Regions from separate parts of the Homo sapiens genome. Here region 2 is linked to region 1. Evidence: chromatin contacts called from ENCODE Hi-C or POLR2A ChIA-PET data. All regions are on one chromosome and are shown on one strand. The core of a region is the stretch at or near the end of the contact, and the rest is flanking DNA. Distances in the headings are between cores, read along the strand shown. Region 1 holds the start of NMNAT1 (nicotinamide nucleotide adenylyltransferase 1). Region 2 holds the start of PGD (phosphogluconate dehydrogenase).

Region 1 (7,108 bases), core at 1,699-4,198:
CCAGGATGGTCTCAATCTCCTGACCTCGTGATCCGCCCGCCTCGGCCTCCCAAAGTGCTGGGGTTACAGGCGTGAGCCACCGCACACAGCATTAAAGCATGTTTTATTTTCCTACACATAATGAAATCATTACCAGATGATTTGACATGTGTACTTCATTGGAGAGGATTCTTACAGTATATTCAAAATTAAATATAATGACAAAAAATTACTACCTAATCTATTAAAATTGGCATAAGTCATCTATGATCATTAATGATATGCAAACATAAACAAGTATTATACCCAGAAGTGTAATTTATTGTAGCTACATCTTATGTATAATAGTTTAGTGGATTTTTCCTGGAAATTGTCCATTTTAATTTTTCTCTTAAGTCTGTGGAATTTTCCAGTAAAAGTCAAGGCAAACCCAAGATGTAACTGACAATGTCTTTTCAGAGTTAGTTTCCTACAGTCTAACCACACTGGATGACTTGCTGTTCCAAAAATGTCATGCACTTTTTTGAGCCTGCATTTTTTTTTCTACCTATGAAGCCCAGTTCATTCTTCAAAGTCTAGTTCAAGTGTCACCTTCTCTACAAGGTCTTCCTTGATTTCCTCCCAATCACTAGGTTGTGAATTATTTAAGTAGGGATTTTACCTTTTCTTTCTTTCGTTCGTTCGTTCTTTCTTTCCTCTTTCTTTTTTTTTTGATGGCGTCTCACGGTCACCCAGGTGGAGTGCAGTGGCATGATCTTGGTTCACTGCAACCTCTGCCTCCTGGGTTCAAGTGACTCTCCTGCCTCGGTCTCCCGAGTAGCTGGGAATGTAGGTGCCCGCCACCACGCTCAGCTGATTTTTGTACTTTTAGTAGAGATGAGGTTTCACCATGTTGGCCAGGCTGGTCTCAAACTCCTGACCTCAGGTGATCCGCCTGCCTCAGCCTCCCAAAATGCTGGGATTACAGGTGTAAGCTATCGTGCCTAGCCTTTACCTTTTTTTTTTTTTTTTTTGAGATGGAGTCTCACTCTGTCGCCAGGCTGGAGTGCAGTGGCACGATCTCGGCTCACTGCAACCTCCGCTTCCCAGGTTGAAGAGATTCTCCTGCCTCGGCCTCCCAAGTAGCTGGGATTACAGGCACGCACTACCACGCCCAGCTAATTTTTGTATTTTTAGGAGAGACGGGTTTCACCATATTGGCCAGGATGGTCTCGATCTCTTGCCCTCGTGATCTGCCTGCCTCGGCCTCCCAAAGTGCTGGGATTACAGGCGTGAGCCACCGCACCCGGCCTTTACCTTTTCTTTATACACCAGCATCCAGCACAATCTTGGACAGACAAAAAGTGCCGAATAAACAACTGGTAGATGAATAATGAGAATTGATTGCTTCTTCTTTAGCATTCAAATCTTTTTTTTTAAAATTTTTTTTGAGACGGAGTCTCGCTCTGTCGTCCAGGATGGAGTGCAGTGGCGCGATCTCGGCTCACTGCAACCTCAGCCTCCTGGGTTCAAGCAATTCTCCTGCCTCAGCCTCTCCAGTAGCTGGGACTACAGGCATGCGTCACCACATCTGGCTAATTTTTGTATTTTTAGTAGAGATGGGGTTTCACCATGTTGTCCAGGCGAGTCTTGAACTCCTGACCTCTGGTGATCCACTTGCCTCAGTCTCCCAAAGTGATGGGATTACAGGCGTGAGTCACCGCGCCCAGCTCAAATCTTATTCTCTATTTAGCACTTATTTCTGCCTTTAATTATATATGATTTTATTATAATACGTTATCTCCTCTGACTAAACTCTGGAGAACAGAATATGAGTCTGATTCCTCTCTCAGCTTTCTCAGTACCTAATACAGAATAGAACGTCGATAATTTGGTCACGTATATAAAGGCTCAACATATTTTAAGGAGCTAAAGCTATTCTGAATACATTTCAGTAAAAATGGGTGCATTTTAAAAGCCTTAACCTGGTACTACATTAGTTGAGATTTATCCCCGAAAGATTAACTCGTTGGCACCACCTAGTAGTCACTAAATGTGGTGCACTTTTCACTTTTACGAAACTACAGAAACCGCTCTCAGACACTATATCTGGAGCGGAGGGTCCTCATTCATGCTCACCTGTCTCTTAGTACTCTGATCTCTGCACAGTGCCGACCGGTCTCAAATTGCACAAACCTCCAGTTCTTGACGTTCCGAGTGTCATAAACTTGAGGAAAATGAAATTATTCATCAGGACTACAAAAGGCTCAAAGTTCAAACCACCTCGGGGTGGAGATGCTGGAAAAAAGGAAACCATTAACAAGTAATTTTATTTGCTATATATAAACTTGCCCTAAGGCAGTCCAGATAACTTCCACTTGAGCAGCCTGAGACATCAAGGGCGGGGGCACTTTCCCCCTCGACTGCGCCTACCGCAGCCTTTCTGAGTTTCTTCCTAGCGAGGCCGAGAGGGTCTTTGAGGAAAATCCCGCATCCGGACACGCCTTGAGGGATGGCGTCAAACCCAGAGGCTTGGAAAAGGTAAGGGCGGAGAGCACGCCTCTTCCTTGAAAGTGAGGAGGGTTTGGCCCAGAACCAACAGGACTGGGTGAAGAATCAGCTCCGGCCACCGCAGCAAATCCCACCCCACGCGGGAACTTGAAGTCCGGCACGTAGGTCCCGCGGCGGCCGGGCTCCAACAGGCCCCAATTGCCACCAGAGGTAGCCGTAAACCCATGGTCCCCGAAACTCCTTCCGGGCCTACCTGACAAAAACTGGGACAACCTCCTTAGGCCCCCGGGATTCCCCCTGTGCCGCCTGACCGCCCGCCAGTCCCAGAGTTTAGGGCCAGGGGCCCCGCCTACCTGAGGGCACTGGCCTGGCGGACCGCGCCGGGGGAGCACTTCCGCTGGACGCACGCACTTCCGGCCCCCTGGAACCAATGAGAGTGCGACCGAGATGTTCCACTCGCTGGCGTCCGGGCCGCTGGTGATCTCCGGTAGCACTCGGGCCGGCGGACAGTGAGGGCGCGGTAAGCTCCCCGCAAGGAGCCCCTGAGAAACTGGTCGCTTTTTGTCCTAGATATAGGGGAGTCCAGGATGGTGTGGTGGAGTCTTTAGAGTCGAATATGACCCGAGGCAAGCTCATATTCAGGTTTGGGGCAAGGAGCTTTGATTGACCCTTAATTTTTTCAGTGGAACGGAAAACTTCGGTAAAATAGCTTCTGACCTTCGGAACAGATGGATTCACCTTGGAAAGGAAAAATCTCTTTCTAGAAGAGTCTTGAGGTCTGGCACCTTTAGGCTTAACGGGGGACGGCTGGGCGTCAGAGGAGGAAATCCTTCATTCCGAACGACTTCCCTTTCCTCCTAAATCCTTCTTTCCAAATCTGTAAAAGACTACATCTACTTTGCTGGAGGTGGTTTGACACTCATGCTCCTTGAGAAGGAGGTAATGAGCTGTAGGGCAGCTCTTAAAAAGTTACCCTTGGACGGGCGCGGTGGCTCACGCCTGTAATCCCAGCACTTTGGGAGGCCGAGGCAGGCGGATCACGAGGTCAGGAGTTCGAGACCAGCCTGGCCAACATAGTGAAACCCCGTCTCTACTAAAAATACAAAAAATTAGCTGGGCGTGGTGGTGGGCGCCTGTAATCTCAGCTACTCGGGAGGCTGAGGCAGGAGAATCGCTTGAATCCTGGAGGCGGAGGTTACAGTGAGCCGAGATCGCGCCATTGCACTCCAGCCGGGGCGACAGTTCGAGACTCCATCTCAAAAATAAAAATAAAAAAAAGTTACCCTTGGCTGTCGCGGTGTGACACCTGTAAACCCAGCACTTTGAGAGCCCGCGGTGGGAGGATCATTTGAGCCCAGGCTGGGCAACATAGCAAGACCCTCATAACAAAAAATTAAAAATAAAATTACCCAGAAACTGGTTGGAACTATTTAATGATGTTCTTAGTCCATCTTCCTGAAGTAGTCCACAGAACAACATCAGTGTTCATGGTAGAATTGTTTCATCAGGGCAGTTTTTTTTTAAGTAACAATGTCTTGTTAAAAAACAAGAGCTGTGTTGCCCAGGCTGGAGTGCAGTGGTGTGATCATAGCTCACTGCAGCCTTGAACTCCTGGGCTCAAGCGATCCTCTGGCCTTGGCCCCTCAAAGTGTTGTGGTGATTGGCACAAGCCACCGACAGGCCTGGAGTCTGAAGTTAGTTATATTTCAGCTACCCAGGATAAACTTCTAACTATGATTACCACAGAACTCTACCAAAACTAATTGTTTCACTTAGTTCTGTCTGATTATGGAATCTCTTTATTACCATCAGTTGTTTTTCAGAGTTACAATTTGAATATGAAACCATTTTTCTAGCCCACCTTAGAGAAGACTGTTGACACACTAGTTGAAATGGTTGCAATAGCCTCTACCTTGCAAGACACTTCAGATTCAAAGAATTTCCTTTGCAAAAGTCGGCCGGGTGCAGTGGCTCATGCCTGTAATCCCAGCACTTTGGGAGGCCAAGGCGGGCAGATCACTTAAGGTCAGGAATTCAAAACCAGCCCGGCCAACATGGTGAAACCCCATCTCTACTAAAAATACAAAAATTAACCAGGCGTGGTGGTCCATGCCTGTAATCTTAGCTACTCAGGAGGCTGAGGCATGAGAATCGCTTGAACTCAGGAGGTGAATGCTGCAGTGAGCCAAGATCACGACGCTGCACTGCAGCCTGGGTGACAGAGCAACTCCGTCTTAAAAAAACAAAACAAAACAAAACAAAAGAAGAAAAAAATAAAAGTACCTATTAATGCAATTATCTTTCAATTTTGATTCATAAATATGTGTGGAAGTGTCAATGTTTTGGGTAAAATGGAATTCACAGTGACAGAGTCAGTGCCATACAAAACAAAACTGGAAAATATACTTTAAAAAAATTATTTGAGCTGGGTGTAGTGGCTCACACCTGTAATCCCAGGACTTTGGGAAGCCGAGGTGGGCGGATCACGAGGTCAGGAGTTTGAGACCAGCCTGGCCCCTATGGTGAAACCCTGTCTCTACTAAAAATACAAAAAATTAGCTGTGCATGGTGGCGTATGCCTGTAGTTCCAGCTACTCGGGAGGCTGAGGCAGGAGAATTGCTTGAACCCGGCAGGCGGAGGTTGCAGTGAGCCGAGATCGTGCTCTTCAGCCTGGGCTACAGGGTGAGACTCGGTCTCAAAAAAATAATAATAATAATTTGAAAAATTTGCTGAATAAACATTTGTTCACAGTGTACTTTCCCTGATTTTTTAATTTTTGTTTTTGTTTGCCCTGTCACCCAGACTGGAGTACAGTGACACGAGCACGGCTCACTGCAGCCTTAATCTCTCAGGCTCAAGTGATCCTTGCACCTCAGCCTCCCTAGTAGCTGGGACTTCAGGTGCATGCCACCACATCCGGCTAGTTTTTGTATTTTTTGTAGAGATGAGGTTTTGTCATGTTGCCCAGGCTGGTTTCAAACTCCTGGGCTCAAGTAATCCTCCCACCTTGGCCCCGCAAAGTGCCGGAATTACAGGCATGAGCCACCCCACCCAGCCTTCCCCTAATTTTGATAATGATAATCCAATGTTCTGTTCTGGCATTTGTGTAGTTTTAGCGTGTGCAGTCTTCGAAGCAGTGGAGGTATTTGCCTTTTCTTCTCTGTGACTTAGTCATTCAGCAGTTCTATGCTAAGGGTTTTTTTATATGCCTTTAGGTTCTTGTTTAGAGTTAATGGATAATGAAAACATTTCTAATGCATAAGAGAAATGCATTCTGAAACAAAAATAGAATACAAGCCTTCAGACAGAAGGCAGAGAAGAAACTGGAGAAAGAGAAATAAGATGTTAGGTAGGAAACCATGGGAGACAGCACTGGGGAAAGTAACCTCCAGACTGGGAGTCACTGGGAAACCAGATAAATGCTCCTTGGCAGCGGGAGGAGTTGAGGACACTTCAGCTTGGTCTTGGGATGGGAGCCCAGAGAACGCAAGTTGCTCCAACTAGGTAGGGAAAATGCTGGGACAGATGAAACTTGAGTGGCTAACAAGAAGTACCAGGAGCCAAAGGCTCTCTGAACACTTGGGCCTCTTTTAAATGTCTGCCTTAAATAGCTTGTACCATTGTAAGTCTTGCATAATGGGTGAGAACATGAACTTTTAGAATCAAAGATGTCACTCTAGGTGTGGTTGTATTTGGAGTAAGGAAATAATTAAGGTTAAATGAGGTCATAAGTGTGGGGCCCTGATCCGATAGGACTAGTGTCCTTATCAGAAGAGTGAATGGAGAGCTTGCCCCTTACCCTTACATACTGAAGAAAGATTATGTGAGGACTAGCAAGAAGGTGGCCATGTACAAGACAGGAACAGAGCTGCCACCAGAGACCAAATTGGCCAAAACCTTGATCTTGGGCTTCTAGTCTCCAGAATGGTGACAAAGTAAATTTCTGTTGTTTAAGTCACCCAGTCTGTGGTATTTTAGTATGACAGCCCAAGCAGACAAATACACCATCTATATGCAGATACATCCAAATCTCTAGTCTGTTGTATGTCTGTACCTCTCCCCTGAACTTGGCTTTGTTCTCCACTTGCCTACTTATTGTCACCACTTGGATATATAATAGATGTCTCAAACTTCACTTCTCTGTAAACTGAACTCCTGATAGTCCCCTCAAGCCTACTCCATAGACATCTTTCTCTTCTCTTTTTTTTGGAGACAGGGTCTTGCTGTGTCGCCCAGGCTGGAGTGCAATGGCGTGATCATGGTTCACTGCAGCCTTGAACTCCTAGACTTAGGTGATCCTCCCACCTCCGCCTCCCAAGTAGGATGTGAGGGCAACCTGGCTGTGACATCTCTCACCCCGTTGATCACCAGGGTTGATCCGGCTGATCTGGCTGGCTAGGCCGGTGTCTCCTTCCTCCCTCACTGCTCCATGTATATCCCTCCCGAAGCTGCACACTCAAGTCGAAGAGAACGACCATCCCCAATAGAGGAGGACTAATCTTCGGTCAAGGGTATATAAGTAGCTGCGTTCCCCTGCTAGAACCTCCAAACAAGCTCTCAAGGTCCCAGGTAGCTAGGATTACAGGCACACGCCATCATGCTTCACTATCATTCTCTTCTCAATTAAAGGTAATACTG
Region 2 (7,271 bases), core at 277-2,776, 460 kb after region 1:
TCGACCTCAGGAGTTCAAGGCTGCAGTAAGCTATGGTCATGCCACTGCACTCCAGCCTGGGCAACAGAGCAAAGACCTGGTCTTTATAAAAATTAAAAACCGGCCGGGCACAGTGGCTCACACCTCTAATCCCAGAACTTTGGGAGGCTGAGGTGGGTGGATCACTTGAGGTTAGGAGTTCGAGACCAGCCTGGCCAACATGGTGAAACCCTGTCTCTACTAAAAATAAAAACATTAGCTGGGCATGGTGGCACACACCTGTAGTCCCAGCTACTTGGGAGGCTGAGGCAGGAGAATCGCTTGAACCTGGGAGGTGGAGGTTGCAGTGAGCCCAGATCGCGCCACTGCCCTCCAGCCTGGAGACACAGCCAGACTCCATCTCAACAATGACATCAAAAAAAGGCCGGGCACGGTGGCTCACGCCGGTAATCTCAGCACTTTGGGAGGCCAAGGCGGGCGGATCACGAGGTCAGGAGTTTGAGACCAGCCTGGCCAAGATGGTGAAACCCCATCTCTACTAAAAATACAAAAATTAGCTGGGCGTGGTGGCGGGCGCCTGTAATCCCAGCTACTTGGGAGGCTGAGGCAGGAAAATTGCTTGAACCCGGGAGGCGGAAGGTGCAGTGAGCTGAGATCACACCACTGCATTCCAGCCCGGGCGACAGTGCGAGACTCCGTCTCAAAAAAAACAAAAAAAATCTAAAACTCAAACTTCTGAATAACAATTTCCTCCTAGCAAGAAGGGACTCAGTAAGATAAGAAGCGCTGCTTGGCTACTTTGCAAATGTCTGGCTTAAGATGGCTGGTTTTTTGTATCTGCCTCTGCATTTAACCTGGTCCATCTCGCGGGTCACATAGCCTCTACAAAATGAGAAGGGGTTCAATACCGTTAACTCCGGGCCTGGGTAAAAGACTCAAGTCCTGACCCCATCATACTCCAACCAATACATACCCCGCCTGCGCTGTCTGCGCCTGGGTCTCTTCAACCGCAGTGAGCGGTCGCACGGCTCCACATCAGGGTCGCCCTGAGGCTCAGCCTTCCCCGGCCCCATTCCGAGTGCGCACAGGACTGAACGAGCACGCCCGGTCCCTGCTCCGGAGCGGAGGACACGACGCGGACCCGCACGGTGCACCGCAGTGACCTGAGGAAGGAGCGACGGGCGCTCGCGCCAAAGGCGTCCGAGTGCCTGGTAAACTGTAAAGCGCGGTCCTGCGTGAGTTGCTATGGCTACAGCTGCGCCAGGCGGACGGCCTGCAGGACCGAGGTGCAGCTGGGACGAGCGGAAAGCTCTGCGCGTGGGCGGGGAGCCCGGAGCCTCGCCGGGGCAATGTCATCTAGGTGCTCGGCGCTCCACTGATCCGGCCCCCGGGGGTGGGCGGGCACGTTTGCCTCGGATGGTCTAACAGGCGTCGGGGAGAGCCAATGGTGTGGCTTCATGGCTCCACCCCCTTCCATTCGATTGGCCGGCGCCGAAAAGCCGGGCGTGAGCGGCCGCAGTTTCTGGAGGGAGCCGCTGCGGGTCTTTCCCTCACTCGTCCTCCGCGCGTCGCCGCTCTTCGGTTCTGCTCTGTCCGCCGCCATGGCCCAGTGAGTGACTCGCCAGGGGCAGCCCGGCTCGGCCTCAGCGGGCGGGGAACTCTTTGGGGGTCGAGATCTCCCTCGTTCTCTCCGACGCCTCCCACCCTGGGGGTCGCCTGAGCTCACTTGGGGCTCTGTGACCCTGGCCCTACGGCGTCTCGGGCCCAGAGCTCCTTCCCTGCGGGCCCGGCCCCCTGCCCTCTCGGCCGCGCAGGCATGGGGCGGGGCGGGTCCCTTCGAGGGCCAGGGAGGAGGCGCGGCCAGGCCTCGCCGAGTCTGCAGGGACACCTGCGGGACGCGTGCCAGCGGGAGCCGGGCGCGAGGGCGGGGCTGGGGGCCGCCTGCCCGGCCGAGGCTCTGCAGCGTGCGCGCCCGGCTTCTGGGGGCCCGCGGGAGGCGCGGAGGAAAGTGCAGACTCCCAGTCACGGCCAAATGTGGAAGGACCGGACCCCTGGGTTGCAGCGCGTCGAGCGGTGCTGACTCTTTCCTTTGTTCTGTTTCTGCCTCTCTAGAGCTGACATCGCGCTGATCGGATTGGCCGTCATGGGCCAGAACTTAATTCTGAACATGAATGACCACGGCTTTGTGGTAAGCGGCGTGGGCGCGTTGTCTTCTCTCTGGTTCCCGGGCGCTTTAGCCGAGGCCGGCGATAGGTTTGGGAGCTTACGGGTCTCCTGGCCGTGCTTTGCTAATGTGCTCTGTTGCTGCTCGTGGCATTTTTGTATGGAAAGGAGAAGCACCCTGTAGGCGTGGGCGGGCCGATCCCGAACTTAGTCCTGCGGAGTGTGCCTGTGGGTCCGTGAGGTTCACAGCCCGAATGAACGAATTAGTGTCTTAAGTAGAGAAGAAGGGTGCGGGAGGAGAACCCTTGCTGGCTGTGTAGAGCTCTAACTTGATTGCCTGATGAGATCTGGGGAGAGTGAAAATGTTTCTTCTAAATGTTAAAGTGGCTTAGACGCCAGGATGATCAATAACAACAGATAGAGCCTGTTGAACCGGCCAGTTCCTGGATTTGATTTTGAGTCCTAACACGTTGGGTGTGGATTCTACCTGACACACCGGGGGTAGTTGGCCTTCGCCTCGGTTGTCCGCCGTTTTCATCCTACTGAGGTGACATAACTTTACAGTGAGCCTCCCACAGCTGGGGGAAGAAAAGGCAAAGGCAGGTCTGACCTCCCCAGAACTTGGGTTGAATGGAAAGGTCATTGTTACTTTGGCCACAGTCTGAAAGTCTTGTGTGTCCTGGATCTCCTACTCAGGACTTTTGTCCTTCTAGGTCTGTGCTTTTAATAGGACTGTCTCCAAAGTTGATGATTTCTTGGCCAATGAGGCAAAGGGAACCAAAGTGGTGGGTGCCCAGTCCCTGAAAGAGATGGTCTCCAAGCTGAAGAAGCCCCGGCGGATCATCCTCCTGGTGAAGGCTGGGCAAGCTGTGGATGATTTCATCGAGAAATTGGTGAGGCCAGCTGTGCTCTCAGCTGCTACCACGATAGCAGCTGTTTTTGGTTTCTTCCTTTAGTTCTCCTTCTTTTAACTCTAGAGATTTTTTTTTTTCAATTTCTGCTAAGCTCTGACCAAATGATTGCTTAACTGTTGCAGTGTTGGTTAACTTGATAAGCGCTTATGAAGTAACTTTGTCCTTTGGTGGTAGTAATTCTGAGAATACTAACAGACATTTCAATAAACATTAAGGCGGGGCACAGTGGCTCAGGCCTGTAATCCCAGCACTTTTTGGGAGGCTGGTTCAGATGGATCGTTTGAGCCCAGGAGTTCGAGACCAGCCTGGGCAACATGGCGAAACCCTGTCTCTACATAAAATTAAAAAATTAGCTGGGTATGGTGGTGTAAGCTTATGGTCCCAGCTACAAGCTTATGGTCCCAGGTTCGAGACCAGCCTGGCCAACATGGTGAAACCCCGTCTCTACTAAAAATATAAAAATTAGCTGGGCTTTGTGGCTCATGCCTGTAATCCCAGTTACTCGGGAGGCTGAGGAATGAGAATCACTTGAACCTGGGAGGTGGAGGTTACAGTGACCTGAGATTGTGCCACTCCAGTTTGGCGACAGAGCGAGACTCCGTCTCAAAAAAAAAATGAAAATAAAATCAAGATCTCCTTAGGGAATCCTAGGGAACTGGATGCTTATTTTTGTACCAAACAATTTGTTGGCTTTAGCAGGTATATCTTTTTTGGAAGAAAAAAGTAGGGGAACCAGTGGAAATAATGTGTTTAGATACCCAAAATAATTCTATAGTAACAACTCTGAAAAAACCCAGGCACTCCCATTTAGAAGAAATGTTTTGCTGTAAGCAGTGCAGTGATAGCTCAGGGGAGGCTGAGCATTCCTTTCTAGAGGAGTCGTGTCAACAGTGGGGTTGTTTCCACAGGGAGAAGGATTTGTAACCAGTATGCCACTGTTTTTCAATCAAATGACCTAGAAAGGAAGAACACTGAGTTTAAAAAAAGGACATACTAAATTTTTTGTGTGGCAAGCTGCCTGTAATCAGTTTCAGACAGAGAAAACTGAAAAATGGTGGATTATTCTTCAGTATAGGAAAATACTAAGTAATGTTAACTGGAGCCTTGTAGGGGGAAGATTGAATAATATAATGAAGCCCAGGCTGGGCGCGGTGGCTCACGCCTGTAATCCCAGCACTTTGGGAGGCAGAGGTGGGTGGATCATGAGGTCAGGAGATCGAGACCATCCTAGCTAACACGGTGAAACCCCATCTCTACTAAAAATACAAAAAATTAGCCAGGCGTGGTGGTGGGTGCCTGTAGTCCCAGCTACTTGGGAGGCTGAGGCAGGAGAGTGGCGTGAACCCGGGAGGCAGAGCTTGCAGTGAGCCGAGATCACACCACTGCATTGCAGCCTGGGTGACAGTGCGAGACTCCGTCTCAAATAAATAAATAAATTAATTAATTAATTAATAAAGTAATAATAATAATAAAGCCCAGCCTGGTTGGTGTGCTGTAGGTAGATATTCATGTTCAAGGCTCTGTCTCTTCCTGACCTCCGAACTGTTGTCATAAAATCATTCATTCATACACTAAACCATTTGATATGTATTTACTGAATCCCCACTCTCTTCTAGACACATTATAGTCAGTGTTTAATCTGTATACTTACTTAAAAATAGAAATGGGGTCTTGCTATGCTGTCCATGCTGGTCTCAAATTCCTGGGCTCAAGCGATCCTCCTGCCTCAACCTCCCAAAGTGTTGGGATTACAGGTGTGAGCCACTGAGCCTGGTCAGCCCTAAACTTTTAAATAGTGTGCAGCTCTGGCCACAGAGAGGATTATTGAAGATTAAGTAGGCTGGGTGCGTTGGCCTCCTGCCAAGCCAGGAGGCTTTTAGCCCAGGAGTTTGAGACCAGCCTGGGCGACATGGTGAGACTCCATCTCAAAAAAAATTTTTTTTTTTTGAGACGGGGTCTCACTCTGTCCCCCAGGCTGGAGTGCAGTGTTGCGATCTCAGCTCACTGCAAGCTCCACCTCCCGGGTTCACGCCATTCTCCTGCCTCAGCCTCCCGAGTAGCTGGGACTACAAGGCGCCTGCCACAACGCCCGGCTAATTTTTCGTATTTTTAGTAGAGACGAGGTTTCACCATGTTAGCCAGGATGGTCTTGATCTCCTGACCTTATGATCCACCCACCTCGGCCTCCCAAAGTGCTGGGATAACAGGCGTGAGCCACCGCGCCTGGCCTACAAAAAAAATTTTAAAACTAGCTGGGCATTGTGGTTCAAGGAGTTCAAAGTTGCAGTGAGTCATGTTCACACCACTGCAGGAGTTCAGGGTTTCAGTGAGCCATGTTCGCACTCCTGCATTCCAAGCTGGGCAACAGAACGAGACTCTTTTTAGACTATGTTTATTTGGAATAAATTCTTGTTTGTTTTAATTTGCCAAGGTATGTTTCATTTTTGGTCCATCTTAATGCTGGTGTCTGGTTACAGGTACCATTGTTGGATACTGGTGACATCATCATTGACGGAGGAAATTCTGAATATAGGGACACCACAGTAAGTGTTCTTCAGTCCAGATTCTTCCAGGTTCCGAGAACATTCTAGAAAAAAGTGTCAGCATCGCATATGTGACAGTAGGGTGAACTGCCCTGTGGTACTGATTTTTTTGAGATTACTACTGATACAATAGTTCTCAGCCTTTTTTTCTGTTAAGACACACTTAACAGAAGGGCCGGGTGTGGTGGCTCACACCTGTAATCCCAGCACTTTGGGAGACGGAGGCAGGTGGACCAAGAGGTCAAGAGATCAAGACCATCCTGGCTAACATGGCGAAAACCCGTCTCTACTAAAAATACAAAAAATTAGCCTGGCATGGTGGCATGCGCCTGTAGTCCCAGCTACTTGGGAGGCTGAGGCAGGAGAATTGTTTGAACCTGGGAGGCAGAAGTTGCAGTGAGCCGAGATCATGCCACTGCACTCCAGCCTGGGCGACAGAGTGAAACTCCATCTGAAAAAAAAAAAAAAAAAAAAGACACTTGGTGGGTGAGATTCTCAGTCACACATACAACTCAAAGGATGACTAACTCAGATACAGCAGGCTGAGAATTACGTTTTAACTCCTCCCCTTCCCCTTCCAAGTAATCCATGATATGTCAGTCTATAACTGGTTTAGAACCACTCCTCTAATGGTATCAAATGCTGAGGGAATTCCTGTGTGCTCTGAAGTGCTGAATGGCATTAAGTTGTATTACACCTACTCTTCGTTGAGTCTTATTCAAGGTCTTTTCCAGTAAAATGCCAATGTGTGTTTGGCTTAATTATTTTACTTTGGGGATGAGGTAGGTATCGTGAATGTCCATAGTTGTATTGTTTTGTTTTTTAACTCCTACACATAGGGGATTAACTTTCCTGAGTCATCAGTTATTCCTAGATCCTTGGGTCATTTCCTGTAAATGTAGGCTCTCCATTCCTATCTTATACTTCCTCTCATTTATAAGGGAAACATTTTTGGGTAGCATAATGAAACATGGAAGCATAATGAAACATGGAAGCATAATGAAATTATTTTTCTGTCCTTCAGAGACGGTGCCGAGACCTCAAGGCCAAGGGAATTTTATTTGTGGGGAGCGGAGTCAGTGGTGGAGAGGAAGGGGCCCGGTATGGCCCATCGCTCATGCCAGGAGGGAACAAAGAAGCGTGGTGAGTGCCATCAGCACTGTGCCCATCTCTGTACAAGGGAGCTGGACTTTGAGAACGAATAAGCCAGGAGCAGTTCTGCCACCCTGATCTCTGTGGTGCCCTGAGTGTGACAGCTGGGAGATGCTGGCAATTTCTTTTATCTAGACATTTTGTTGCTTTGATATAGTATATGTGCACAATCCTCTTTTGCCTTTTTTCTTCTGTTATTTCTATCAAGACTGATACCTGACGTTCTAAATAGGCTTTTTTTTTTTTTCCCGCCCAGGCAGGAGTGCAGTGGTGAGATCTTAGCTCACTGCACCCCCCGTCTCCTGGGCTCAAGCAATTCTTGTGCGTCAGCCTCCTGAGTAGCTGGGACTACAGGCACATGCCACCATGCCTGGCTAATTTTTTGCCTTTTAGTAGAGACAGGGTTTCACCATGTTACCTTGGGTGGTCTCGAACTCCTGACCTTAGGCGATCTGCCCGCCTTGGCCTCCCAAAGTGCAGGGATTACAGGCATGAACCACCACACTTGGCCTCTAAATAG

Evidence for each region. Hi-C counts contacts between places; a loop is a spot of excess contacts on that map. ChIA-PET counts read pairs that join two places held with the same protein, here RNA polymerase II (POLR2A). Pooled maps may share reads with other maps.
Region 2: a map of naive thymus-derived CD4-positive, alpha-beta T cell shows a loop between it and region 1 (12-fold over the local background). The contact joins the promoter of PGD here to the promoter of NMNAT1 in region 1. A Hi-C loop is called at or near these places in 1 of 168 maps with a recorded cell type or tissue (naive thymus-derived CD4-positive, alpha-beta T cell), 4 of 37 single-sample maps with no recorded cell type and 13 of 50 pooled maps. POLR2A ChIA-PET finds 5 or more read pairs at or near these places in 4 of 52 experiments (B cell, OCI-LY7, activated B cell and 1 more).

What each region holds. Positions count from the first base shown.
Region 1 is chr1:9,940,527-9,947,634 of GRCh38, forward strand. NMNAT1 (nicotinamide nucleotide adenylyltransferase 1) reads left to right here and starts at 2,949. Exons shown (of 5, transcript NM_022787.4): 1 at 2,949-2,989. It overlaps LZIC (leucine zipper and CTNNBIP1 domain containing), which reads right to left and starts at 2,865. Exons shown (of 8, transcript NM_032368.5): 1 at 2,723-2,865; 2 at 2,098-2,256. It also overlaps the pseudogene RN7SKP269. RefSeq lists enhancers at 1,894-2,464, 1,998-3,197, 2,465-3,034.
Region 2 is chr1:10,397,538-10,404,808 of GRCh38, forward strand. It overlaps PGD (phosphogluconate dehydrogenase), which reads left to right and starts at 1,527. Exons shown (of 13, transcript NM_002631.4): 1 at 1,527-1,588; 2 at 2,092-2,167; 3 at 2,856-3,035; 4 at 5,534-5,599; 5 at 6,624-6,742. The coding sequence starts at 1,581. RefSeq lists an enhancer at 915-1,224 and silencers at 1,705-2,024, 2,117-2,293.